Linked DNA regions of Homo sapiens: region 1 is linked to region 2. The links are chromatin loops, found by intact Hi-C in ENCODE. Cell type or tissue: dorsolateral prefrontal cortex. All regions are shown on one strand. Links, peaks and the distances in the headings refer to the core of each region. The heading gives the core; the rest is flanking DNA. Region 1 holds the start of LINC01202 (long intergenic non-protein coding RNA 1202). Region 2 holds the start of GABRG2 (gamma-aminobutyric acid type A receptor subunit gamma2).

Region 1 (17,717 bases), core at 4,272-12,271, 66 kb after region 2:
GCGCACTGTACTCCAGCCTGGGCAACAGAGTGGGAATCCGTCTCAAAATAATAATAATAATAAAATAGAAACTAAAAGTCAAACCCACAGCCAACATCCTACCAAATGGGGAAAAGTTGAAAGCATTCCCCCTGAGAGCTGGTATGAGACAAGAAATGCTCACTTTTACCACTTTGATTCAACATAGTACTGGAAGTTCTGGCCAGAGTAATTAGACAAGATAAAGAAATAAAGTGCATCCAAATTGGAAAAGAGGAAGTCAAACTGTCGCTGTTCACAGATCACATGATCATATAACTAGAAAACCCTAAAGACTCATCCAAAAACCTCCTAGACCTGATAAATGAATTCAGAAAAGTCCCAGAATACAAAATCAATGTACACAAATCAGTAGCAGTGCTATACACCAACAATGACCAAGCTGATAATCAAATCAAGAACTCAATCCCTTTTATAAAAGCTATGAAAAGAAAAAAGTACTTAGAAATATAATTAACCAAGGAGGTAAAAAATCTCTACAAGGAAAATGACAAAACACTACTGTCAGATATTATAGACAACACAGACAAATGGAAACACATCCCATGCTCATGGATGGGTAGAATCAATATTGTGAAAATGACCATACTGCCCAAAGCAATTCTCAGATTCAGTGGAATTCCCATCACAATACCATCGTTATTCTTCACAAAACTATAAGAAACAATCCTAAAATTCATATGGAACCAAAAAAGAACTTGCATAGCCAAAGCAATACTAAGCAAAAAGAACAAATCTGGAGGCATCACATTACTCAACTTCAAATTATGCTACAAGGCTTTAAGTTACCCAAACAGCATAGTACTGGAATAAAAATAGGCATGTAGACCATTGGAGCAGAATAGAGAACCCAGAAATAAAGCCGAGTACTTATAGCCAACTGATCTTTGACAAAGCATACAAAAATATAAAGTGGGGAAAGGATATACTATTCAATAAATGGTGCTGGGATACTTGGGAAGCCCCATGTAGAAAAATGAAACTGGATCCTCATCTCTCACCTTATATAAAAATCAACTCAAGATGGATCAAATACTTAAATCTAAGTCCTGCAATCATAAAAATTCTAGAAGATAACATCGGCAAAACTCTTCTAGATGTTGGCTTAGGGAAATAATTCATGACTAAGACCTCAAAAGCAAATGCAACAAAAACAAAAGTAAATAAATGGGACCAAATTAAACTAAAGAGCTTCTACACAGAGAAATAAATCATCAGAAGAGTAAACAGACAATCAACAAAGTGGGAGAAAATCTTTGTAAACTATGCATCCAGCAGAGGAATAATATCCAGAATCTACAAGGAACTAACTCAAACAGTTCAGCAAGAAAAAAACAAATAATGCCATCAAAACGTGGGCTAAGGACATGAATAAACAATTCTTAAAATAAGATATACAAACAGCCAACAAACATATAAAAAATGCTCAGCATCACTAATTATCAGGGAAATGCAAATTAAAACCCTAGGGAGATACCACCTTACTCCTGCAAGAATGGCCATAATTAGAAAGTAATAATAGATATTGGCACCAATGTGGTGAAAGGCAAACACTTTTGTACTGATGTTGGGAATGTAAACTAGTACAGCCACTATGGAAAACAGTATGTAGATTTGTAGAACTACCATTCGATCTGGCAATCTCACTACTGGGGTATCTACCCAAAGAAAAAGAAATCATTTATGAAAAAGACCCATACACACACATGTTTATAGCAGCACAATGTGCAATTGCAAAATATGGAACTAACCTCAATGCCTTTCAAACAAGTAGATAAACAAAATGTGGTATATATACACCATGGAATACTACTCAGCCATAAAAAGGAACTAAATAGTGTCTTCTGCAGCAACTTGGATGGAGCTGGAGGCCATTATTCTAAGTGAAGTAACTCAGAAATGGAAAATGCAAATATTGTATGTTCTCACTTATAAGTGAGAGCCAAGCCCTGAGGACACAAAGGCATAAGAATGATGTAATGGAGGCCAACGAGGGTGGATCAATTGAGCCCAGGAGTTTGAGACCAGCCTGGCCAAAATAGCAAAACCCTGTCTTTACTAAAAATACAAAATATTAGCAGGGTATGGTGGCTCACACCTGTAATCTCACCTACTCAGGAGACTGAGGCACGAGAATCACTTGAACCTGGGAGGTGGAGGTTGCAGTGGGCCGAGATCATGTCACTGCACCCCAGCCTGAGTGACAGAGCAAGATTCTGTCTCTTAATAATAATAATAATAATAATGAAATTTGTCAACTCAGATGATAAGGGTTGGGAATGAGTGAGGGATGAAAGACTACATATTGGGTACAGTGTACACTGCTTAAGTGACAGATGCTCCAAAATCTCAGAAATCACCCCTAAAGAATTTATCCCTGCAACCAACTTGAAATTAAAATAAAATTTTAAAAAGACAATAGGCTATAGAATATATTTTACAACATTCTGATTAACTATCTTAGTAAATTTGAGTGAAAGTTATCCACATCTTAGTTAAATATTAAATGGAGTTTCTTTATATGGGTAGCTGCACAAGCTTCCCAAAAATGTTTAATTGACACTTTGGATAGCAAGGTGATAAAGAGTGATATATGAGTTTTAAAATTATTTATGTTCCATAGAAAAGTAAGAAAAATATTTACTTTTATATGGAGATAATTTAGATAGTATTTGGCTACATCTATTTTTTCAACTTGGTCTCCAAGGTACTCATAAAAATCACTGGCTGTTATACTTTTGCCTTTTGAAGCAGGACAGCTTGGACTGCTGTTCAGGATGTCCTTATTAAGTATATAGAGGAGAAAAGATAAATGAAGAAATTTACAGCCTGCTTGATACCTGTCTTTCAAATATCTTTAGAGTTATGCCACCTGGAATATCTTGCAAATTTTCATAGAGAACTCTTTAGATAGAGTATGAAATATTGGCCTGAGCTGAAATGAGCTCATTTGTTTTAAGAAAAGATATATAAACTACAAGGAATTTAAAAGAATATTATCTCATGCCAAATCAAATTTTAGTTTTCTTTCTTCTTACTATTATTGTTAATGTTTTATGTAAATATATGTGTTTACCTGGAAAATGTATAGTAGTATTAGAAAAGAAACAAGTAAAACATTGCATAACATGTTTTTTTAAATTTTAAAGTTATGAAAATATAGAAAAGGTTTATAATTCCTGATAGTTTGATGACACTTGCTTATCTTGAGATATGAGATTGTTTTGTTTTTTGTCAATGCAGTTTTGAAAAGAAAAGCAATTGGTAAGAAACCCGTAAGGTGCCCCTCAATGTTTGCTGCCTCTTGTTACATATTCCCCTTTTTCTCAGGATGGGCTGGATTTAGGAATGCTCTTATGCAATAGCATATGATAAAAGTGATGGATTTTTACATCCAAGATTGGGCTACCAAGTACACTACACTTGCAGCTTACACAAGTTTCATATTTGCTGGCTCACCTCCTTGGCATGGGCTACAATCAGCCTGCAGCTGCCTCTTCTGTTCATTCCCCTTTCACCATTTTCCTTCAGCTATTCCAACAACTGGGAAAAATGCATGTTTAACTCCATGATGCAGGGTGTTGCTTTGTCTTGCAGGACATCCATATCGCTGAAGTTAAAGGAGGTGAAAGGCAGAAGGATTGAAACATCTTAGGGCATCCTCATTGGGTCCACCTTCTACTTATGGGTTTCAGCTTATCCTCATTGTTTCTGGTCATACATCAATCTTTCCTTCCTGATTTCCTACTCTGCAATTTAAAGCTCTAGTGCAAGACACAAATACAGCATCCTTACAGAAACTGTTTGTTTAATCAACTCCCATGATTGCATAACATCAAATCCATATAATCACACACACACACATGCACACACACAAAGTCAACAACTTAAAATAATAGATAATAAGCAAGTTACAGAAATCCTGGGAAGGCCAGGGAGGTGGACTAACATTAAACAAACATATATGTTTAATATGTCTAATGTTCATGTTTTATGAGTGGACTCTGGCTAATATAAATGAAAAAATAAATAATAAATAAATGAAAAATAATTAATCAAAAATAAATTTCATAAAGTGCAAAAGAGAAAAATGCTTGAAAAAAATAGAAGCCCAAATAGTTAATGACAAGAATTAAAACAAGACACACTACAGAAATTGCAAGTTTTAAAAATATAAAATAACAGGACATGATTTATGCATGTAAATTTGGAATTTAAGGAATATAGACAAAATATTTTAAAGTATATGTTAGCAAATCTTATTCAGAATAAATATAATAAAAAAAGAATAAGATCTACTATTTGATAGCACAGCAGGGTGACTATGGTCAATAATAACCTAATTGTACATTTTAAAATACTAGAAGAGCATAATTAGATTGCTCTAACACAAAGAATAAATGCTCAATGGGATGGATGCTCCATTTTCCATGATGTCATTATTACACGTTGCATGCCTGTATCAAAACATCTCATGTACCTTATAAACATATGTACCTACAATGTACCCACAAAAATAAAATAAAAAAGTAAAAAAAGAAGAAATAGGCAAACCTAAATTATCACATAACCATTAATAAAATTGAGTAAGTAGTGAAACATCTTCCCACAAAGAAAACTCCTGGCTCAAGTGGCTTTACTCATAGCTTCTACCGAATGTTTAAAAAAAAAAAAATTCAGTTACACAAAAATGCTTCTAGATAATATAAAAAGAAGAAAAAAACCTTAGCTTATTTTATAAAGCTAGCATATTTGTGATTCAAACCTCAAAATTGAACAGCATGAAAAAGAAAAAATATATATACACACACATATATATGTACACATAAGAATAAAGATAACTATATATATATACACTATGTATGTATATATATATGTATATATATTTCTTTCTTTTTCATGCTGCCCTATTTTGAATTTTTGTATCAAGCATATTCTAGCTTCATACATATATTCATTCCAAGTTCCTTTATGAATGTAGCTGTATCCTAACAAAATAGTAGCAAACTAAAACTACTTTAAAATGGATAACAAGGAAGTTACAGGCATCACAGAAGGCAAGGGATGTTGTTTAATACTACAAAAATTAATTCATGTAATCCACCGAATTAAGAGATTAAAATAGAAAAATCCCCTGATGTAACAGATTCAGAACAACAATTTGACAAAATTCAGCATATTTGGTGATTATTTTTTAATAAAGTTGTAAATGAGGAAAGTCCTGATACAATCAATTTACAAAATTTTCATCAAATTGTTGCTTCAAGGGAGAATGTAATTGCTATAGGCCAGAGCTCTTGCTGTATCAGGAAGATATAGCCAAATATTATACAAATACAATGCTTTTAAAGGCACTAGGGGGCAGATGCAATGAACTAAAGATGGGGATGTAATGAGAACAAGTAAAACAGATAAATACTAATTTTTAAAAAGTAAAAATAAAACAAATAATGTAGGTTATAATAAAAATTAGAAATATAATCAATCTTAAGTCACTTACATAACAATTTCAGATAACTTATAGATAACAGGAAATAATGTTAAGATTTATGTGAATTCTTAGAATTTTACAGATAAAAACTCAAATTTGTGGTTTTGCAATACTCTGACTTACATTTTCTCTTCCAAAATTACTTTCAAAGAATAACACAAAGAACCATACTGTAATATCACTTAATTATATACTAGAAAAAATAAATATAAAATTAACATTCAGAAGAGGTAGTTTCTAATTGTCATCAGCCTAATTGTGCCTTTTCTAAGTAGCCTAAGATTACATGGTATTAGCAAGTGTATTAGTCTGATCAGGCTGCAATAACCAAATACCACATGCTGGGTGGCTTAGGCAACAGAATTTTCTTTTCACAGTTATGGAAGCTGGAAGTCCCAGATCAAGATCTGGACACTGATTTTTGTTGAGAGCTCTCTTTCTGGCTTGCAGATGGCCAATCTCTTCTCATATGGTAAGAGAGCTCTTTGGTGTCTCTCTTTTTTTTTTTTTTTTTTTTTAGACAAAGTCTCGCTTTGTCACCCAGGCTGGAGTGCAGTGCAGTGGTGTGATTTCGGCTCACTGCAACACTGCAACCTCCACCTCTCAGGTTCAAGAGATTCTCCTCCCTCAGCCTCCTGAGTAGCTGGGATTACAGGTGCATGCCACCAAGCCTGGCTAATTTTTTTCTGTTTTTAATAGAGAAGGAGTTTCACCGTGTTGGTCAGGCAGGTCTCGAACTCCTGACCTCGTGATCCATCGGCCTCAACCTTCCAAAGTGCTGGGATTACAGGCATGAGCCACCAAGTCCAGCCTGGTGTCTCTTTTTATAGGGACAGTAATTCTATCAGATCAAGGTTCTACCTTTATTACCTTATTTAACCTAAATTAATTCTTAGAGACCCCATCTACAAATACAGCCACACTGGGGGTTAAGTCTTCAACCTATGAATTCTATAAGAGACACAACATTCAGTGTGTAACAGCAAGATATATATTTTTTCTTTGAGAAAATTAGTACACAAATAAAAGATGAAAACAGTCCTTAAACCAAAGTATTGGTCTATACTTTATGAACAACTAGATGCACGTCTGTCTTGAGGAAAGATGAGTGATATTCTTCCTTTGGTTAGAAGTATGCCTGTCTTGTGCTTTTAGTACATATATCTCCATAAATATATTAGGGAGATAGTCCATGGGGATTTAAAATACTATAAAAAAGAAACTGTAATTGGATTTCATTATGGAGTCATAGTTCAAACAACGGGATTGCAGTGCAGTAGAACCTGCCAGTCTCAGATGAGAGGCTTTGGCAATCTGTTCTTCCCATGCACAAATGCAGTGCACCTGTGAGGTTCTTAATCTTCCAGAAAATTGAAGCTGTCCACCTTCAAGTAGAGATTTAAAACCTCTAACAGTAATCAGTGGAAATGAAGTGGGCATTGCAATTGATAAGGTGTAGGAGTCACGTAAACCTTTTGTCCACTCTGTCATATGGAGTCCTAAAATTTCTGTCTCTCTGTGATTAAAATGAATGATCAATGTATGATCTAATTTAGAGCAAGGAGGCCTCCTCATTGTTAAATTATCTCAATAATAAAAGTGAATTCTGAATGTTTTCCTGGGATTTAATGTTAATCTTTTATTTTTTAAATTTCCATGCTTCTTTTTACTGTTCAAGATGAATGAAGAGGAAGATTATAAATTTCGTGTAATACTAAAATGGTTTTATTTCATATCTTGTGTTTTTTTTTTTCCTGTGGGAGAAAGAGGGGGAGTAGATTGTGACTTTATGATGAAACGAACAGTTGGCCTCCTTAAAAAATCATTTTTCCCTCCAAACTTTCAACTACTTTGGAATTTCCAATTCAATTTTTAAAATGTGAAAAATGCTTTAGGTAATTTCGTTTGAGTCAACAAAACTCTGGCATTTTCTTTCTTTCTTTTTTTTTTTTTTTGAGATGGAGTTTCACTCTTGTGGCCCAGGATGGAGTGCAATGGTGTCATCTCGGCTCACTGCAGTCCCCGCCTCCCAGGTTCAAGAGATTCTCTTGCCTCAGCCTCACAAGTAGCTGGGATTACAGGCACCCGCCACCACGCCCAGCTAATTTTTGTATTTTTAGTAGAGACGAGGTTTCACCAAGTTTGCCAGGCTGGTCTCGAACTCCCGGCCTCAAGAGATCCACCCACCTCGGCCTCCCAAAGTGCTGGGATTACAGGCGTGAGCCACTGCGCCAGGCCAACACTGGCATTTTCAAATGATGTTTAGAAGCCTCGATAGCTTGTGACTTTAAAAATGAACCATCAGTTTTAGTCTTGTTTTTTCAGAGCTGCAGTTAAACATGCCATATGTTGACTAATCTGCAAATAATACATCTGTGATCTTTTGTGGAATTTCCCTCCTCCAGACTTCTATTCCAAGCTCCACATGAGTTAAGAAGTGTCTTGTGAGTTATAGTTACTGTGCTTTCCTTCTATGGGCTGAAGATTTTGAAGGCCTCTCTGTAGCCACATGTGATTCACATTTTGCATAAAGGAATTAGGTTCAGCAACAGGCAAAAAAATAGCCTTTGTTAAGTATCTACAATCTATTAAATTGCTTTCTTAGGAATAATAAGTAAATGTGATACATAATTTTACCTTCAAGAAATGTGTAATATAAGGGAAGAGACCGTGTACACTCAGACACCACACACAAACACAAGTTGTAATAAATAATAGTTGCATGGGAGATAAGTCAGGGTTAGAAGAGTGAAGAGAAGCAAAAAGTCAAGAGTGGTGGCTCATACCTATAGTCTGTGCTTTGGGAGGCCAAGGCAGCAGGATCGCTTGAGGCCAAGAGTTAGAGTCCAGCTAGGCTAACATAGTAAGACTCTATCTCTACAGAAATAAATAAATAAATATTACCCAGCTGTAGTAGTGTGGAGCTGTAGTCCCAGCTACTCAGGAGGGAGAGGTAGGAGGATTACTTGAGCCCAGAAGTCCAAGGCTGCAGTGAACTATGATCATGCCACTGCACTCCAGCCTGGGCGACAGAGTAAGATCCTGTCTCAGAGAGAGAGAGAGAGAGATTGAGAAGAGAGAAGTGCAAGATCACACTTCTGCAGCTCTTTTTTTCTCCTTCTGGCACATTTTTCATTTTTAAGACCCCACGTCCTCCATATATGCTTTCCTGGCCCACCCATTTCCCTCCTCCCCTTACACAGATGGAGAACTTCCTTTCTGGTGTTCTCTCAGCACTCAGCACAGATTGCTAGTGCTTTTATGTGCTGAGCCTTTCCCTTCAACCTGGACTGAAAGAGGATGGCAATCTCGCTGAAGCTGTTTCTTTTTCTTCACAACATATAGGAAAGTGTTGCCCCTTTTTGGAGGTAAGCCCTTTTGTTCTTAAAAATTCTATAAGAAAGAATGAGGGGAAAAGGAAAAGAAGTTATTAAACCAAATTGAGGAAGAGATATGTATCTCTCTCCATGCTTGAAAATTAAAAGGAAATATTAGAAAATTTGCTAGACAGTTAATGATTTGGACCATCTGTAGTGGCCTCCGTAACATATAAAAGAATAGAATCTCCTTTTAATTAATTTTCAGTTGTAAATCATGCTGCAAAATAGCAACCATCCTTAGAGACTAAATCTTATGAGTCATGGCTTCATAATAATGTGACCCAGATTTCACAGACATACAACACTGAAATATTATATTTTTTCCAATACTTTGAAATAATCTGTTTAAATTTGTAGTGAGGGAATATTTTGATATACTAACTACTAGGGATTTATTTCCCTGTCAACTACTACCACTTATTTTACATTGCTATTCACATTAAAATAGATCAGAGTGATAAATCATATGCACAGAACAGAAGTAAAAATAAAAACAAACTTCTTTAACTTTTTGGAGAGAATTTAAGCTTGAAAGCATAAGGTTTTGGCTTGTACAAGCTTGTTAACTCAGAATTTAAATGGCTAAGCCCCAAAAGGAGAAGCTTATATTAGAAAGAATACATTTGAAAGAAAATAAAAACAGATAAATCTGACTCCGCTATTATAGACTAGAAACAGGTCCCAAAAGATTAGAAAGTTTTGTGAGACCCTGGGGAAAACAAACAAAGAAACAAACAAAAAATACACACACACACACACACACACTCACACACACACACACACATATAGACTGTCCAGGACCATGATCAGCAATGATTGATTGCCTCAAAGAGTGAGTGGGAGCTATGGCACAATCACAGACATATCACTGAGTGCTACCTTTGTGGAGGTCATAGTCCATCTCAGGCTGACATTAACAGGTTCAGCAGAAAGGATGTGCCATCTGCCAAGAACATCACTCAACCCTGTTCAAATTATTACTTGCAAATAAAATCCCTCTTTTTGCCCATAATACAGGACATTAAAACATTAAACAGGTGCAATTTTGTCTGCTCCTCTTGGAAACATTTGACCACTTCTGGAGACAATTTTGATTGTCAGACCTTGGAGGGAGGGATGGTGTTGATATCTAGTGTGTAAATGCCAGCATTGCAGCTAAATATCCTACAATCCTCCATACAACTCTCCTACAACAAATAATTAGCCAGTTTTCTGGCCTAAAATGTCAGTAGTGCTGAGGTTAAAAACTCTTACCTAAAGCATGGCCCATAGTGAAGCAACTTTTGTTATGCCTACTCTATATTAAGACCATGATACACTAACATAAGACTTATAAAAAAGATAAATAAGACATTTTAGTAGTCTTTATCTAGAAATTAAAGTGGAAAGAGGAGTATGCTCTGCAAATGAGAGATAAAATTCCCAGAAATAATTTTCTGTTAATTATTTTTAATAAAAACATTTTTGCTTCTTTTTCTTTTTATATATGTATTTTTTAAGAGGGAGGATCTCACTCTGTCATCCAGCCTGGAGTGTAGTGGTGCAATCTTGGCTCACTGCAGCCTTGAATACCAGGGTTCAAGCTGTTTTATTAAAATAAATATATATGAGGAGATACTTATACCTCTATGTAATACAATTAAACCATGTTTTGCTGAATAACAAATTACTCCAAAACTTAACGACTGAAAACAACCAAGATTTATATTCTCACACTTTCTGTGGTCAGAAATTTGGAAGTGGTTTGCCTGGATTTCTGTGACTCAAAGTCTCTAATGAGGTTTCACATAAGCTGTTAGCGAGAGCTGCAGACATACCAAGACTTAAGTGAGTCCAAAGGATCCACTAAGGTCACACACATGATTATTAGGCTTCAGGTTTTTTACTGGCTGCTGAACTGACAGCTTCAGATCTCAGCCATGAAGTATGGGCTTCTCTACAGGGCTGCTCAGGATATAGCAGCTGGCTTCTTCTTCATGGCAACGGAGCCAAGGAGAATGAGGGAGGGAGGGAAGGAGAGAAGGAGCGAGAGAGAAAGAGCAAGCAAGTGAAAGATGGAAATGATGGTCTTTTATGAGCTAATTGATCTTATTTAGGTGATTGTTGCTGTAGTTGTTGCTTGTTGTATATTCCTAAACCTAACTAAAGCTCATTTCTTAGATTTTGGCTTCTCTACATATACAAATGTAGATATAAATTAGAACAGAATAGAAACAATAATTGCAGTCTGTACTCAAGGGGAGGAATACACAAGAGAATGAAGGCCAGGAGATAGAGATCAATGTGGGAACTGCACACCCTATTATATTGAATAAGACACTGAGATTCAATAGATGCAGTAAATTCATACTGCTGTGAAAGGTGGATTTGATATTGGAAGCTAGGAGTCCCAGGACTGAATAATTAGCTCTTTCTTCTTACAAATAAATTATGTAAATCGTTTGTGTGTTGATTTATGTGATCATAAATTATATTACTTTAAATTATTAACAACATTATGATGATTTATTTTTTACCTCCTTGCGTTAGTTAGGTTTAGGCTTCTCTGCATATACAACAAGCAATAACTAGAGCAATGATCACCTAAACAAGGTCAACTTTATTTTCCATCTCTGGAAAAAGAGAAGTGAAGTCTGGAGGTAGATAAGCTGAAGCAGATAAGAAGGCTCCACGCTGTGATTCAGGGCCCCAGACTGCTATTGTTCTGCTCCATCACTCTCTTTAGTGCTTCTATTTTCAAGTTCACTTCATGATCCAAGATGGTTGTGGGAATTCTAAAATATCATTACTTGACAAGGAAAGATGGAAGATAGAAGAAAAAGTCCCTTTTTTTTCAGCCAATTTTAGTTCCAAATGATCCAACTTTCTCAAAATTGTATATACTATTTCCCTTTACATCTCATTGGCCATAACTAAGTCACATGGCCATATCTAACTGTAAAGCAAACGGGAAAACATGGTTATTTATTCTGTGCAGCAACATGTTCAAATATTTTTAAAAATTCCAATGCTAAGATGGAAGAGAGTAGATAGCAAAGTAAGAAAATGGCTGTTTTTTTCTTTTCTGTGTTATAAAAGAAATGCTTTCCCACTAAAAACTGTAAACAGTAGAGAAAAGTAGAAAAATGATATAAAATGATACCTACACTCCCATTTTCCCCAAGATAAGCATTTTTTCTTTCTTTTTGTAAAAATTTCTATTTTCAATTTTTGTGGGTTCATAGGAGGTGTATGTATTCATGGAGGTGTATGTATTTATGGAGTAAATGAGATATTTTGATACAGTTATGCAATGTGTAATAATCATATCAGGGTAAATGTGGCATTCATCACCTCAAGCATTTATATTTTGTGTTACAAACCATCCAATTATACTCTTTTAGTTATTTTGAAATTCACAATTAAATTATTATTATTGACTGTTGTGCTTTCAAATACTAGATCGTATTAATTCTATATAACTACTTTTTGTACCCATTAACCATCCCCACTTTCCCTCTAAACCTCCAACTACCTTTCCCAGCCTCTGGTAACCATTGTCCTCTCTCTATCTCCATGAGTTCAATTGTTTTAATTTTTAGTTCCCGCAAATCAGTAAGAACATGTCAAGTTTGTCTTTCTGTGCCTGGCTTATTTAAGTTAACATAATGGCCAGACGGTCCATCCATGTTTTTGTAAATAACAGTATCTCATATATTTTATGGATGAATAGTGCACCATTGTGTATTTGTGCCACATTTTCTTTATCCATTCATTTGTTGATGGACACTTAGGTTGCTTCCACATCCTGGCTATTGTGAATAGAGCTGCAATGAATATGGGAGTGTAGATATCTCTTCAATATACTGATTTCCTTTTTGGGGGGTATATACCCAGCAGTGGGATTGCTGGATCGTATGGTAGCTCTTTTTAGTTTTTCGAGGAACCTCAAAACTGTTCTGCATAGTAGTTTTACTAACTTACATTTTCATCAACAGTGTACAGGGTTCCCTTTTCTCCATATCCTCACCAGCATGTATTATTGCCTGTCTTTTGGATACAAGCCATTTTAACTGTAGTGAGATGATATCACATTGTAATTTTGATTTGCATTTCTCAGATTGTTGTATCAATGATGTTGAGCACGTTCTCTTTTACCTGTTTGCCATTTGTATGTCTTATTTTGAGAAATGTCTATTCAGATATTGGAGAAAGGACAATCTCTTCAATAAATGGTGCTGGGAAAATGATATCCACATGCAGAAGAATGAAACTAGATGCCTATGTCTTGCCATATACAAAATAAACTTGAAATTGATTAAAGACTTAAATCTAAGACCTCAGACTGAAACTACAAAAAGGAAACATTTGGGAAATTCCCCAGGACATTGCTCTGGGAAAAGATTTCTTGAGTAATACCCCACAAGCAAAGGCAACCAAAGCAAAAATGGACAGATAGAATCACATCAAATTAAAAAGCTCTGCTCAGCAAAAGAAACAATCAACAAAGTGAAGAGACAACCCACAGAATGGGAGAAAATATATGCAAACTATTCATCTGACAAGGGATTGATAGCCAGAATATATAAAGAGCTCAAACAACTCTAGAGGAAAAAATTTAACTTATGAGTTAAAGACAGGTAAAATATCTCAATAGACATTTCTCAAAAGAAAACATACAAATGGCAAACAGGTATAGGAAAAGGTGCTCAACATCATTGATCATCAGATAAATGAAAATCAAAACTACAATAAGATATCATCTCACTGCAGTTAAAACAACTTTTATCTGAAACAAGGGCAATAGCAAATGTTGGCAAGGATGTTTAGAAAAGGGAATCCTCATTCACTGTTAGTGGGAATGTAAATTAGTACAACCACTATAGAAAACAGTTTAGAAGCTCCTCAATAAATGATAAATAGAGCTACCATATAAGTCAGCAATCTCACTGCTAGGTGTACACCCAAAAGAAAGGAAATCAGTATATTGAAGAGGTATCTGCACTCCCATGTTTATTGCAGCACTATTCTGAAGTTAAGCACTTTGTAACTTCACTATGTATTTTCTTCCCTCGCTTTCCTCAATACAAAGCTTGAGGGTTATTTCTTTTTATATTTAATATGAGGGGATGTGCTGGATTTACAAAAAAAAAGAATAAAATAAAAAAGTGTGGAGCGAAGACAGGAAAGCTAGACTCATTTTGAGGATTTATATGAGAACAAAGATGGCCAATTATGTCCTAGAATAAAGGAACTTGAAAGTAAATAGGATTGTTTATTGCAGTCAGCCAAGTGTTTTAGGATCTTTGTAACAATATATACATTATGATATATTCCGGGAATTTCATTTGGATGATTAGAATATTCTACAAAAGGAGAAGACTAAAGTAAAGTTTGATGACAGACTAATGTTGTTTATCCATCCAGTCATGAGATAATGACATCCTAGAGAATGGTGGGTAAAGTGAAATGGAAGGAAAGGATGCAACAAGGTAACTTTGCAAAAGTTGGAAATGATGGGATGTGTGTAAGCTGGGATAAATAATTGACTATAAGATTTGTTTTCCTTATTTGAGGGTATGGATAAAATCAAATAAGTAGTAAAGTAGGGATGAGAGAGTAAGCTATAAATAATATTTAAGGAGATTTGAGGTTCATATAGATGAGAGTCAGGATCCCCACTAGAGATGGGTATGCACTGCAGCCATGTTTGTTTGCTTGAGTGGTTTTGTTTAGGTTTTTGCTCTCAGCTTCAACTTTATTGTTGCTTCAGTACTCTTTGTCTATGAAAGGACTAGTTCCATGATGAAGACCACTTGAAAAGTGACTGCAGCAATTTTGGTAGTAAGACAATTGGTGTCAGTTGCTGGTAGGATCCAGGGTGAGAAACTGAGTTAGCAGGGATATTATTTCATCTATGCAGAATACTGGCTTCGTGGTTTGTAATGTTCTTCAGATTCCTAACATTTCCCAAGAGTTGCGTGAATGAATTTTTCTTCTCTTGCCAAATGCCAAATGGTCAGTGTCTCATGTGGAACTAAAAATAATTGAGTAAATTACACTCAGATTGTTTTGCCCATCTCTTAACTCAGAAGTTGTTCTAGGTGTTGTTGTGGTTGTTGTTTTTCCCTCCAACAATGGATAGAAAAACAATTGCTAAAGTTTTGTTTTTGTTTTCTGAAACAGAATCTCAACATGTTGCCCAGGCTGGAGTGCAGTGGCCCAATCTCGGCTCACTTCGACCTGCACTTCTGGGGTTCAAGCCATTCTCGTGCCTCAATCCCACGAGCTGGGATTACAGGCATGCACCACCCCTCCCAGCTGATATTTGTATTTTTAGTAGAGACTGGGTTTCGCCATGTTGCCCATGCTAATCTTGAACTCCTGACCTCAGGTGATCTGCCCACCTCAGTCTCCCAAAATGTTGAGATTACAGGCATGAGCGATCACACCCAACCACAAATGCTGAAGTTTTGCCTGTCCTGGTTAAAACTCCAGAACTCAAATTAATCCTGCAATCAGAATTTGCAAGTTTTCCAAAAAGTCACTAAACGGCTGCCATAGATCTGGTCTTCTCCAATACTACAGGGGGCGAGGGACCACAGTATGATTATCTCACTATTAGAAATGTAACTCTTTTAAAGTTGTATATTCTAGAAGTCTGAAAAAAACTGAGTTTGAGTCCCAATTCTCAAATAGAAAATTATATTCTGTCTAACACATGGAGCTTTGGGAAGAATTAAAGAAAAACGTATAAATAAGCCAGATATCTTTTACATTTGGAAGTAGATAACATACAGATATTCATTGCAAGATTATTTACAATAAAAAAATATGGTAAAATTCTGAAGTTCAATAGAAAGGCAAAGGGTAATTATGTTTGATTAATGCTTTGGAATAGTTTGGAGCAGTTACAAAGATGAGGAAGATTTACACAGAAAAAATGCTAAGATATTGTTGAGATAAGAAAGTCTCAGAAAAAGTATTTTGCCAACATTTGTTTGAAAAACAGAGTAATGTATTTTAACTTCCCCCGTTTGCGAAAGACGAAACAATCTGCATAGAGAGGTTAAATAAATTTCCAAGGGTCACACAGATACTTGAATTCAAACTTAGATCTATCTGATAACTACAGACCATATTTCACTAAAAAGGAATCAGAGTTATTAGAAATGCAAAGAATATCAGACATTGTTTAGTTCAGTGGCTTGTTCCCTGTACATCTAACGGCCTGAGAAGGACTTCCTTTGGTTTTTGCCCTTTCCCCCACAACCTCTTTCTACTTTAACCAGAGAAGTTGCATATTTTTATTGCTTTTTATTTAAGAGTTTGATGAAAAAAATGTTTCAGGTGTTCTATTGCTAACTGAAATCCCGTACTTCAAATTAAAAATAAGGGCCTTGAAGCCCAGAGAGAGTGAAACAAGTTTCCCAGAGTTACAAAACGAAGAACTAGAAATTAGAACTTTGTCCTCCAAAGCCAGGGTGACTTCTAGGGTACACTTCTGACTCTATACATTCTTAGATCTTAGCCTAGGTGCCTCTGTGAACAATAAGAAGAAAATTATTACTAGAAAAACAATGACATGCAGAGAATTATCTTAGGGAGGCATCAGGGACTGAACAAGGGGAAGTTGGGCCTAAAGAGGGAAAACTGAAATGCCAGATGGTTAAGAAAGGGTGAGGAGACTTTCTTCAAAACATTTTTGCTTTCAACATCCATTTTCAGAGGTTCTGCTATTCCCTTGGAACAGGAATACATTTTCAAAGGGGACTAATTGCACTCTCTTAGGGGCAAAAAAATTAAGTGCGTCGTAGTTTAATTGAGTGTAGATAGATTAGTTTCTATCCATGGTTTATTTGTCTTCTTTTAGTAATGGAGACTCACTGAAAATGAGCAGCCAATGAGCAGAGAAAACCGGCTCTTAGATCCCAAACTGATGGGTGCTTGGAATGTAAACACTGGTCTCATGTCCCCTATTACAATTTCAGGACATATCTGTTTTCTTTCATTCATGCCTCATTATTAGTTCCTGTGGCCTTTGCTGGCCACCAGTAAGTTTAAATTCAGAAATACTTTATTACAGTGTTGTATGAAAATACTGGACTAGAAAACAGGACACCTGCTTTAAATCTGGGGGAAAATCTCTTTTAACCCCACAACATCTCCATTTTGTCATCTGTAATGAGTTCACGAAAAAATTATTCAAAGAATATTTATTGATTTCTTATTTAGGAGATATCACTAATTTCTCTCTTGAGACACTTCTTTCCAGGTGAAAGGAGGTCAGTTAATGTACCTATTGGCTTCTCTCCGCCTCTTGACATACTGACCCTCTAGGACAGCAGAGTGATCTCATCTGATACCAGAAGAATAAACTGGTCAGTCTCAGTACAGCTCCTTCTTTTTTCATTGTAAGTCATGAATTCTCATTTGATCCTCCAGCAGTATATTTTTCTGCATCAGGCCTGACCCAGCTGATATTGACTGAAACAGGTAGAGAGAGTCAGCCTAATTCTTGTGTTAATTAGTTGACCTATTTGTTTATCACACTATACTACAGCCAGTGATGTAGATAATACTTTGACCTTCATCTTCCACTCCTTTTTTCTCTTTTTTTCCCCCATCTCTGTTTCTCAAACACTTATGGAGAAGATGTAAAGATGTGGACCTTTGCACCACCAATGTGTCAGTCACTCTTCTAGATTTGGGGTGCCATTGACAGATAAGAACTCTTCAAATACAGCTTTCCATCTTGTGGAAGAGACAAACAACAAAAGCAATAAATCTATAGGATGATTGTTTTAAGATAATATTAGGGACAGAAT
Region 2 (9,133 bases), core at 1-8,000:
CACTTTAGCAGCTCATAAGAAACATCATCAAAAGCATCTTTGTTTAGGTAGCAGATAAAAATAGAAAATATGTATAAACCATTAACTGTATTTTCTTTTTAAAAATTCAGAATGAGCACTTAAAAGTAAAGTTTAGACAGATCATCAAAAATTCAGTCCATTTTATTTCTGCTCAATTTATCCTTGAAAAATAATTATTTGTCACTCTAAGTATATTACAAAATCTTGTTTTATTCTAATAAAATAAAAACATTTTATGTTTCAGTTATTCTTATTTACTCTAAATTATTTTTTATGTTTTTCTATATATTTTTTTCCCTTTAGGGTATTTTTACTCTGAGATGGAATAAAATTACACTGAAAAAGTTTATAAAGTTATAAGATTTGTTTTAAAATCTCTATGCATATATATGTGGTATATATATAGTTTTTCAATATAATCACATACACATTTATATATGTATATATGTTTTATTTTTTTGGAGCCAATATCTTCTTATAACTAATGTTGGTGTATTCTTTATACTATTCCTTATGCTTTGTTATATGTATAATATTCTCAATGATTTACATACAAATAAAAGATTGAAGTTAAATTGATTCATTCTGCCCAACTGAATAATAAAGTATGAATAATCAAAACACCTTTAAATATTAAATATGATGATAAACTTTTGGAAATCAGAAAAGTATAGACCACTTTTCTTCAAAGTGAGGTCTAGGGTACTTGTTGAAAATACTCCTGTTGAATATTCCTTTTCTCCCCAGACATAATGATTCAAAAGCATTCAGTGTATAGTGTAGGAATCTCCATTTTAGTAAGTTCCCCAGGTTATTTTTTATGACAGCACAAGCTATGTGAATGTTTCAAAAATTTTGGGTTTCAGAAATTAACTATTTCACTTATAAGAAGAGATATTAGTTATTAATATTCTCACTACGATGCTTTATTTTTCTCTTTGTTTCACTTTTGTAAAGACATAGACTAATAAATTTTGTCACTTAATGAGGGCGAAAACAATCTTTTGAGTTACATAAATAAAAAACCAATTTTTTTTTTATTTATCTTTAACTTTCTAGGTGGTTCTGCTACTACTGTCTACCACAAAAGTATTATTTCATAAGTACCACTTCCTATGGACTCCTCATGTCTCAAATATTTCCCAGTTATTTATTGTCCTTCCTCAGGATCAACTTTATAAATCAAAGCTTCTATTTACCTCCAGTCCTACTCAACAATTCAAATGACTTTTTTTATGGGATTGCAGCAGACTGAAACTCTGATCACATTCTCTGCACCAAACAGCAATGACTCCATTCTCTGTCACTATGAGAGAATGTAAAAATTACCACTTTTGGGAGTTTCCATTACAGATAGCTCATATTTATAGAGCTCTTTTAAAAAACTCATCTAAGATAGTCTGGTACAAATTGAAAATTAAAATGTATCATCAAATTTACTTTGTATAAGACATTGAAATGGAAAAGGTGGGGCTGTGGCAACAAGAAGACATCTTAAATACTATTTTCTTATAAACTATAGTAAAGTTAAACATGTTTAGGTTAAAATAGGGTTACTGGAGAGAAAATACATAATATTTTATCTATTAAGTTAGACAACTGTTTACTAAGATGGAGATGAGTCAAAAAGAAAGACATTCCCTTGTGTCTTGTCTAGATTTTAATCCACAGGTTTCATTAATGGTAGAAATAGGGGAAAGATATTTTCTTTTAGTAAGTAACTGTTTTCTAATTTCCGAAACAAATTAATAGCTATCCACAACCTTAAGTATAAAAATGAATTCAAATTTTGAATCAAAAAATTACTTTTTTCAGGATTTCACCAAATTGTATTACATATAAGACTGTTTCCAGTAAAAGGCCCTCTCATATTCTGAGAAAGCTACTGAAATGTTATAATCCTAGTGAAAATACATTCTATTTTTATAGTAAATTAGTAAGGTACAAAAAGTGCTGGAAGAGTTAAGCAGACCCTCTCTCTGTTTAGAAACTCCAAAGTGAGGCTTTCACTCTTTGTTTTGCCTGGGTCTCTTTATCATAAATCTATCTGTCTTATTACCCATCTTACAGAAGAGGGGGCCAGAGAAGTTGCCTAGTTTCAATAATTTTTTTAAAAACTAGTTTAACCTCCATCCTTTTCAGCTGCTTTTGTTACAACTACCATGTAAGATTGTCGACCCACAAAAAAATGTTAGGGCACTGTCTTGATATTTTCTATAGCTAGTTTTTGTTTGTGTCTTTCTTTATATTGGTAGGATATGAGAGGTATATTTATAGAACTTTATTTCAAAATGAAAGTATAGAAGAATGCAAGTAATGTAAATAGTGGACCTCTAACATGGCTTTGGTCCTAGTTAGAAAGCTTGGAGAGCGGGGAAGGTGCTTAGGTAGGTAGACGAATAGTCAGCTAGGCTGCATGGATGGTTGCTCCTCTAATACTCTTAGCTCAGGAAAGTTCAAGTAAATTTAAATGCCGGGCACTTCAGGGCATACACATTCTCAGGGTTTTCAGGAGTCCAGTCTCCAGCCTTACCTTTTTTTTTCTATTCAGTGCAGCAAGGTTTTAAAACATTAATGTGTACTTCACGATTATGGCATCACATTCACCTGGTTCAGCATATTTTCCAACACTGCAGCAAGGCCAACTCTTTTCCAGACGTATATTCCCCTATGCAATCATTTAACTACGTTCTCCACCCTATGCCCAATAGTCCCCTTCCCATATCAAGGAGGGAGTAGAGGTAAACAGATCAGGATCTGTATATTTCATTAGTGCCCCGTGGCTTCATTGGCCTTCTCTCTGACTCTGTGGATGCCCTGAGTATATTTAGAGACGTTCTATCAGGTTAGACAAGCCTCTATCCCTTTGGCCCTCACCAGGACTGCTGTCCCTGGTGCTGAACCATGTTTGCACACGGGTAGTTGGCTGTTGGGTCAATGGGACTGGATGCAAAACCTGGCTGACTGACCTTAAGAATGCCAGGTGCAGAAGCATGCGATGCCTTAGTACACAGGAACAGGGCCGCCCGCCGCCCCTCCCCCCAGCTCCCTCACACATATCTCTCCGGTGTGCGCCAGGACCCATTTGTAAATTTCTCCATCAGACCCCCACCCAAAATGCTTGCAACACGGCCTCAAATGCCGGCGTGTATCAGCACAGCCCACTCCGATATCAGATTGCAATAATGTCAAAATGCTACTCCCTAAATATTTAGTCTTTATGAGGTTACCTTTTCCACTCTAAAACCAAACAAAAAATAAAATAAAATCCAATAAATGAATACATTAACGAAAGTGACCTTCCACTTTCCTCCCTCCAGTCCCCGCCCCATATATTCGCTCTCTCCTAAATTGTAAAGCCGCACATCCTAGGAGAGTGTTTTAAATCTGGGTGGTCTCCCGAGTTACCCCTCCCCACACCTTCCCCCCACCTCTTCAGAACAAAACGACGCCAAAAAGGGCACATCTTACCCAGGGTAGAGCGACAGCAGGAGCAGAATCCACACCGTCATTTTCTGTGAAAATACAGGAGTCGAGTAGACTGAGCTTCCTGTGCTCCATATATTTGGCGAACTCATCGCTTTTTTTTTTTTCCTTCTCTCGCCTCTTGCCTCTTGGTTGCAGAAGAATCCCTCCCCTTTGTATTATTCTTATGCTTATGATCTGATGGTGGCTCCCCCCACCTGCCTCTAGTAGGTCCTTCACTGGGGAGATGGATTGCTACCAGATTAGGGAATTAATATTCAGGGGGCAGAGATAAGATCAGCAAAAACGCTTGCAGATACCATCAAAGCGTCACTCTGGCAGCGGCTTCCAAGTCTGGGGGAGTAATATCATCGAGGCAGGGGGAGGGTACAAGGAGAGACTCATACGGAGACAAATAAGGGAGAGGGAAAGACACGCACACTCGTGTATACTCATGCCCCTCACACTTACGCGTTCTCCCCTGGGTCCATCTCTTTGGGGTTATTTATTTGTTTGTTTTGATTTTTTTTCTTTTACAGGGGGCAGAGCCCTGTGGGTGTGTGTATTTAAAATAAATAGGAAAAAAATCACTAGAGACTCTGCGTGATTAACTATCACGCAGATTAACTATGAGGTCAAAGTGGAAGTGATGCACGCTGCTGCAGCACGAATTAACACATGCGTGGTGTCTTTCCAAAGCTTTTTAACCCTTTACTGCACACACCAGCATGCAAGGACTGGCATTCATGGGGACAAGAGATGCTTTAGCAAGCCCAGAAGCTACATCATCAATGACAGAAGGTTTGTGGTCGTCAGATCTGCCAAGAATCCTTATTTTAAACTCGTACAGTCTTAGAAATCATGGTTGCATTGTTAGAGCTGGGGGAGCAGACAGTGGGGGAGGTGTGAGTGTCTCAGTAAGTCATCCTGTAGGCAGACAGATTTGGTGAATTCAATTTGAATGAGAGAAGAAAACATTGATAGAATTAAAGGACATGGAGAAATTCTATGCTACTCAAGATTCATTCCTCCCTTGTCAGTTCTCCAACCCCAGTGAAAATGCACAGACACAAAACTGCTTGAAGTTTGACAAATGTAATTGCGTGGGGATAGCTGCTTGAATAAAGATTACACATCACAAAATAGGAGGGCTGTTTTTTGAAGGAAGGGTGGGCAGAGGGGTATAATCAGGAGGTCATTTAACAATGCAAAGGGATTTCTGTTTGTCATGTGGGGGGTTGATTTTTTGTTCTTGGTAATAATCCCGAAAGTTTTTAGTTTGGATGAGTGGTATTAGTATGCTTCTTTCTTGCCTAGAATGTTACTATAGATACTAATATGTAGAAGATACCCCCTTTATGCCAAACCAGTTCATCCACCACAGAGGAAATCCCTTTCATTAATCATGAAAAATAAAGTGGGGGAGTGTTTCATGGTTCTTTAAAGTCAAGATACCACATTGAAAGTATGCAGGAAGCAGTAGTAGTGATGAGGAACAATCTTAGCTCTTTGTGGAAAGTGACAAGGAGTTGTTTCAAAATAAGTGCCTTTTTTGCAAGAAAAAAGTCTTCCAGGAATGGAACTTGGGTAAGGAGTCTAGGAGACATAGGAATAGAACATGAGAAAATCAGGTCCACACTCCATCACTAACACTAAAGTATATCCAAGGAAAGCAGAAAGAATTACCAGTGGCTGCTGCCCATCACATGGGCTGAGGAGATGCATCCTGACAATGAAGCAAAAAAGTCCTGACAGACCCACCTGGAATCCTGCATGGCTTCATAATTCTGCCTTAGGCAGAGTTATTCTTAAGGCATTTAGACAAAAATCCAATGAAAACCACATTCAAATGCAGTTTTGACTTCTTTCCATTGTGACTAAAATGGAGGCAGAGCAAACATAATCCCCTTTTTATATAATGCTCTTGTTCTTTGCTGCACCGTGAAGGTATTTTCCCCTTCTTTGATTTTTACTTATTTGTTTATTTATTTAATTTAGTGACAAGGTCTTGCTCTGTGACCCAGCCTGGAGTACAGTGGGACAATCATAGCTCACTGCAGCCTCGAACTCGTGGGCTGAAGCAATCCTCCTACTTCAACCTCCTAAGTAGCTGGGACTATAGGACTACATCACTATGACTGTCTAATGTCATGCCCCTTCTTATGTTCACAATTTTTATTCCAAAGAGCCTAGTTTGTTTATAGCTCTATATATTTTCTTAGTGAAATTATTCAATCACACTTTTGTAGGCTAAGATGTGTGTGTGTGTGTGTGTGTGTGTGTGTGTATGTGTGTATTTACTTAAGTGCCTACAAAACCCAAGCAAGTGAGATAAATGGAAGACATTGGCAGTTTATGAATCAGTAAAGTGGTGGAAACCATGCACACTGAAGTGCCAATACTCCATCCAAATGGAGCTGCCACTGTTCAGTTCCAGTCAGAATTGCCAGAAGAAATGGAAATAAGAATTGCAGAATAAAATGTTCTAATTTTTAAAATGCAAAGGAGGCCAAACCAAGTAGGCATCCAGGCCACAAGGTTGCAATTTTTGCACACTATATAAAATATCTACCATACATGACATTTCCAATTTTTTTGTGTTAAGTTTCTCAAGTGAGTTTATTTATTGTCAAGCATAACGAAGCTGTGAAAATGAATGCTGTCACATTCACAAAGTACTGATTCATATACTAATCCCTTATCAGTCTTATAATGGCCCCTATAAATTAGAAGCTATTGAATGATGGAATTTTGTCCAGCATATTAAGAGAAACCATAGAGGTAATTTTACTATTTATAGTATCTGAGTACAAATTTAATTGTGCCATTCATAGCTAGTAGGTGTCAGTATGCCTCTGTGGATCTTTCTTATTTGCTGACTGCTGTCTGAAAAAAAAGTATTTTAATATATTTCCTAAGATTTTACAACATGTGTTATATTCATTGGTGTTTATAAGAGATCTAGTAATTACTTTTGTTATCAACTTTGAGGTAAACTCTTGCCCCTTTTTAAGATTATACTTATAATCAATAAAGTAACCTTTATTTGATAAACATGATGCTACCTTCTCATTGCACATAGTATATATGTATATATTATAGAGGAAATATATAATATATTTTCCTATCCGATACAAATTTTATGTCTGAGATCCCTATAACAAATGACAGATTAACAATAGAAAGGCATAAATATTTATTTCATACAAATTCTATGTGACATGGGAGCCTTTAGAAATGAAAGCTCAAAAGAAACAGGGAAAATTGTATATTTTATGCTAAATCAAATAAAGAAGTGGATAGTTGTGCAGAAACATTACTGGACAAAAACAGATATGATCTAAAGGGCATAAATGGGGGAACTCAGAGAGGCCTGCTAGTTCAGATTCTTCTCCATGTCTCTGTGTCTTCAGAGATAAAGACATTGTTTTTCTCCAGGCACAGGGAGGACATCCCTTGGTTGAGGGCCTTATGACCTATTTTCAGTGGAAGGTCAACTAGGTTTTATGGCCCACTGCAGGGGAAAAGGAGCGAAGGAAATTCTCTATAGTTTCCATGGCCTGATTCAGGAGAGAAGGGGTGCAGAAGAAGGTCAGAAAGATCTTCTTGCTTCTGTGGTCTTCTCAATTTCCTTCAGTTTAAAATCCTCAGTATGCCAAGTTGCTGCATATATGTGTATATGTGTGTGTATTTATTTAATTATACTAACATTTGAAAAACATTGGAAAGTAAAAGAAGAAAACTACCACCCAAATCCACTCATCCAAACAGGCCTTGCCAATATGTTGGAAAATTGTTTTACAAGTCAATTCTCTATGAATAAAGTTTTTTTTTTTTTTGCTTATAATTTGACATTGTATTATTACTACTATTTTTGTGATAGTTACTACACCCAGAAGTGAATTATGAGGTTATAAGTTGGACAAGTTTGGTTGTTGATATCAAATCTCTCATTACTTGGAAAAGTAAAATATATCATTTATATTCTACTTCTGGTAGTGACAAAGTTGACCATTTTGTAGGTAATAATTATTACTATTGGACAAAATATTAAATAAGCAAATATGTGAAGTAGTAGGATGCTACTGAAAGGAGGCAGAAAGTGTGACGATATGGCCAATAAGAGACGAAATTGAGGCTGGGTGAGGTGGCTCACGCCTGTAATCCCAGCGCTTTGAGAGGCCGAGGTGGGCGAATACCCTGAGGTTCAACACCAGCCTGGCCAACATGGTGAAACCCCATCTCTCGTAAAAATACAAAAAATTAGCTGGGCGTAGTGGTGCGTGCCTGTCGTCCCAGCTACTTGGGAGGCTGAGGCAAGAGCAACGCTTGAACCTGGGAAGGGGAGATTGCAGTGAGCTGAGATCATGCTATTGCACTCCAGCCTGGGCGACAATAGCAAAACTCTGTCTAAATAAATAAATAAATAAATAAATAAATAAATAAATAAATTGAATTGAATTGGATGAGATCTAAGATTTTGTGGCTTTTCCCCTGTGGAAACTTCCCAGTTTTTAGCACAGAAAGTCCAACATCCAGGAAGTCCTTCCATCCCAAAAATGCAGGATGGTTAGAATCAGCAGAAGGCAGCAATCTTATTGGCTTGAGGTTTAAGAGGAAACTTTGGGGCTACCAGAGCTGCTCACTTGAGCAGGAAAATCACAGATAGAAGTATAAGACTTCACATCTGTATGTAAACTTCCTTTAAATTTTGTTTGCTTTTGTGTGGAAAAGGAGAAAAGACTTCAAGAAGCCCAGATGAAAGCAAAAATTGAGAGACTTAAAAAGTTGAGCAAATATTTCAGCTGCCACTCACTGCAGGAGACACAGAGTTTGAAGTTTGAATTCCAATAAGTGAGGGGGTCTTCATAAACCTCTCTGACATTCCTTCAAAACCCTAGAAGGACCATAACTTTTCTCTGTTCTATAACAATGGATTTACTCTAAGGACGAAAATGAGATTGACCAACCTGAAAGAGTATAAAATGAATCCTCCCCAAGATTAATTTATCGATAATTTAACTCATAATATTGATAATAAAAATCAACAGGAATCAATCAGAAGAATATAACAAATCAGAATGTCATTGATATACAAAATGTCCTGTACATTGTTTAAAAAAGTCACAAAACAGTATAAGATAATAGGATAAATATATATACATATACATATATATTTGTATATGTGGGTATGTATTTTTTTAATACAGTCAATAGAAACAGGCAAAACCTGAGAAGTTCCAGATACTGCAGTTGGCAGATAAGGATATTCAAGCAGCCACTATAAAGTAGTTAAAGAACTTAAAGAAAAATTTGGTAATGATATTTTTATGGTCAAATAAGTTAGCAGTAGTGAATCTCAGCAGATAAATGGAAATTATTATTATTATTATTTTTGTTATTATTACAGAGTCTTGCTGTGTCACCCAAACTGGAGTGCACTGCACTGGAGTGCAGTGGCATGATCTTGGCTCACTGTAACCTTCTCCTTCCAAGTTCAAGTGATTCTCCTGTCTCTGCCTCCCAAGCATCTGGGACTATTAGTGCATGCCACCATGCCCGGCTAATTTTTGTATTTTTAGTAGACACGGGATTTCATCATCTTGGCCAGGCTGGTCTTGAACCCCTGACCTCAGGTGATCTGCCG

Evidence for each region. A loop is a pair of places that touch in the nucleus more often than their neighbours do. Peaks named below come from ENCODE experiments on the same cell type or tissue, not always from the same donor. Only the 100,000 strongest peaks of a DNase experiment are listed, where the experiment ranks them.
Region 1: it touches region 2 in a loop (13-fold over the local background); 1 of 110 quality-filtered maps calls a loop at or near these places.

Annotation. Positions count from the first base shown.
Region 1 is chr5:161,992,301-162,010,017 of GRCh38, reverse strand. LINC01202 (long intergenic non-protein coding RNA 1202) reads left to right here and starts at 8,822. Exons shown (of 3, transcript NR_126372.1): 1 at 8,822-8,898. In dorsolateral prefrontal cortex, for the core only: no CTCF peak of the experiment used is centred there; no DNase peak of the experiment used is centred there; H3K4me3 peaks cover 2,079 bases; H3K27ac peaks cover 3,650 bases.
Region 2 is chr5:162,062,466-162,071,598 of GRCh38, reverse strand. It overlaps GABRG2 (gamma-aminobutyric acid type A receptor subunit gamma2), which reads right to left and starts at 3,826. Exons shown (of 10, transcript NM_198904.4): 1 at 3,493-3,826. The coding sequence starts at 3,599. In dorsolateral prefrontal cortex, for the core only: no CTCF peak of the experiment used is centred there; DNase peaks (open chromatin) are centred at 3,028 and 4,298; H3K4me3 peaks cover 4,612 bases; H3K27ac peaks cover 3,557 bases.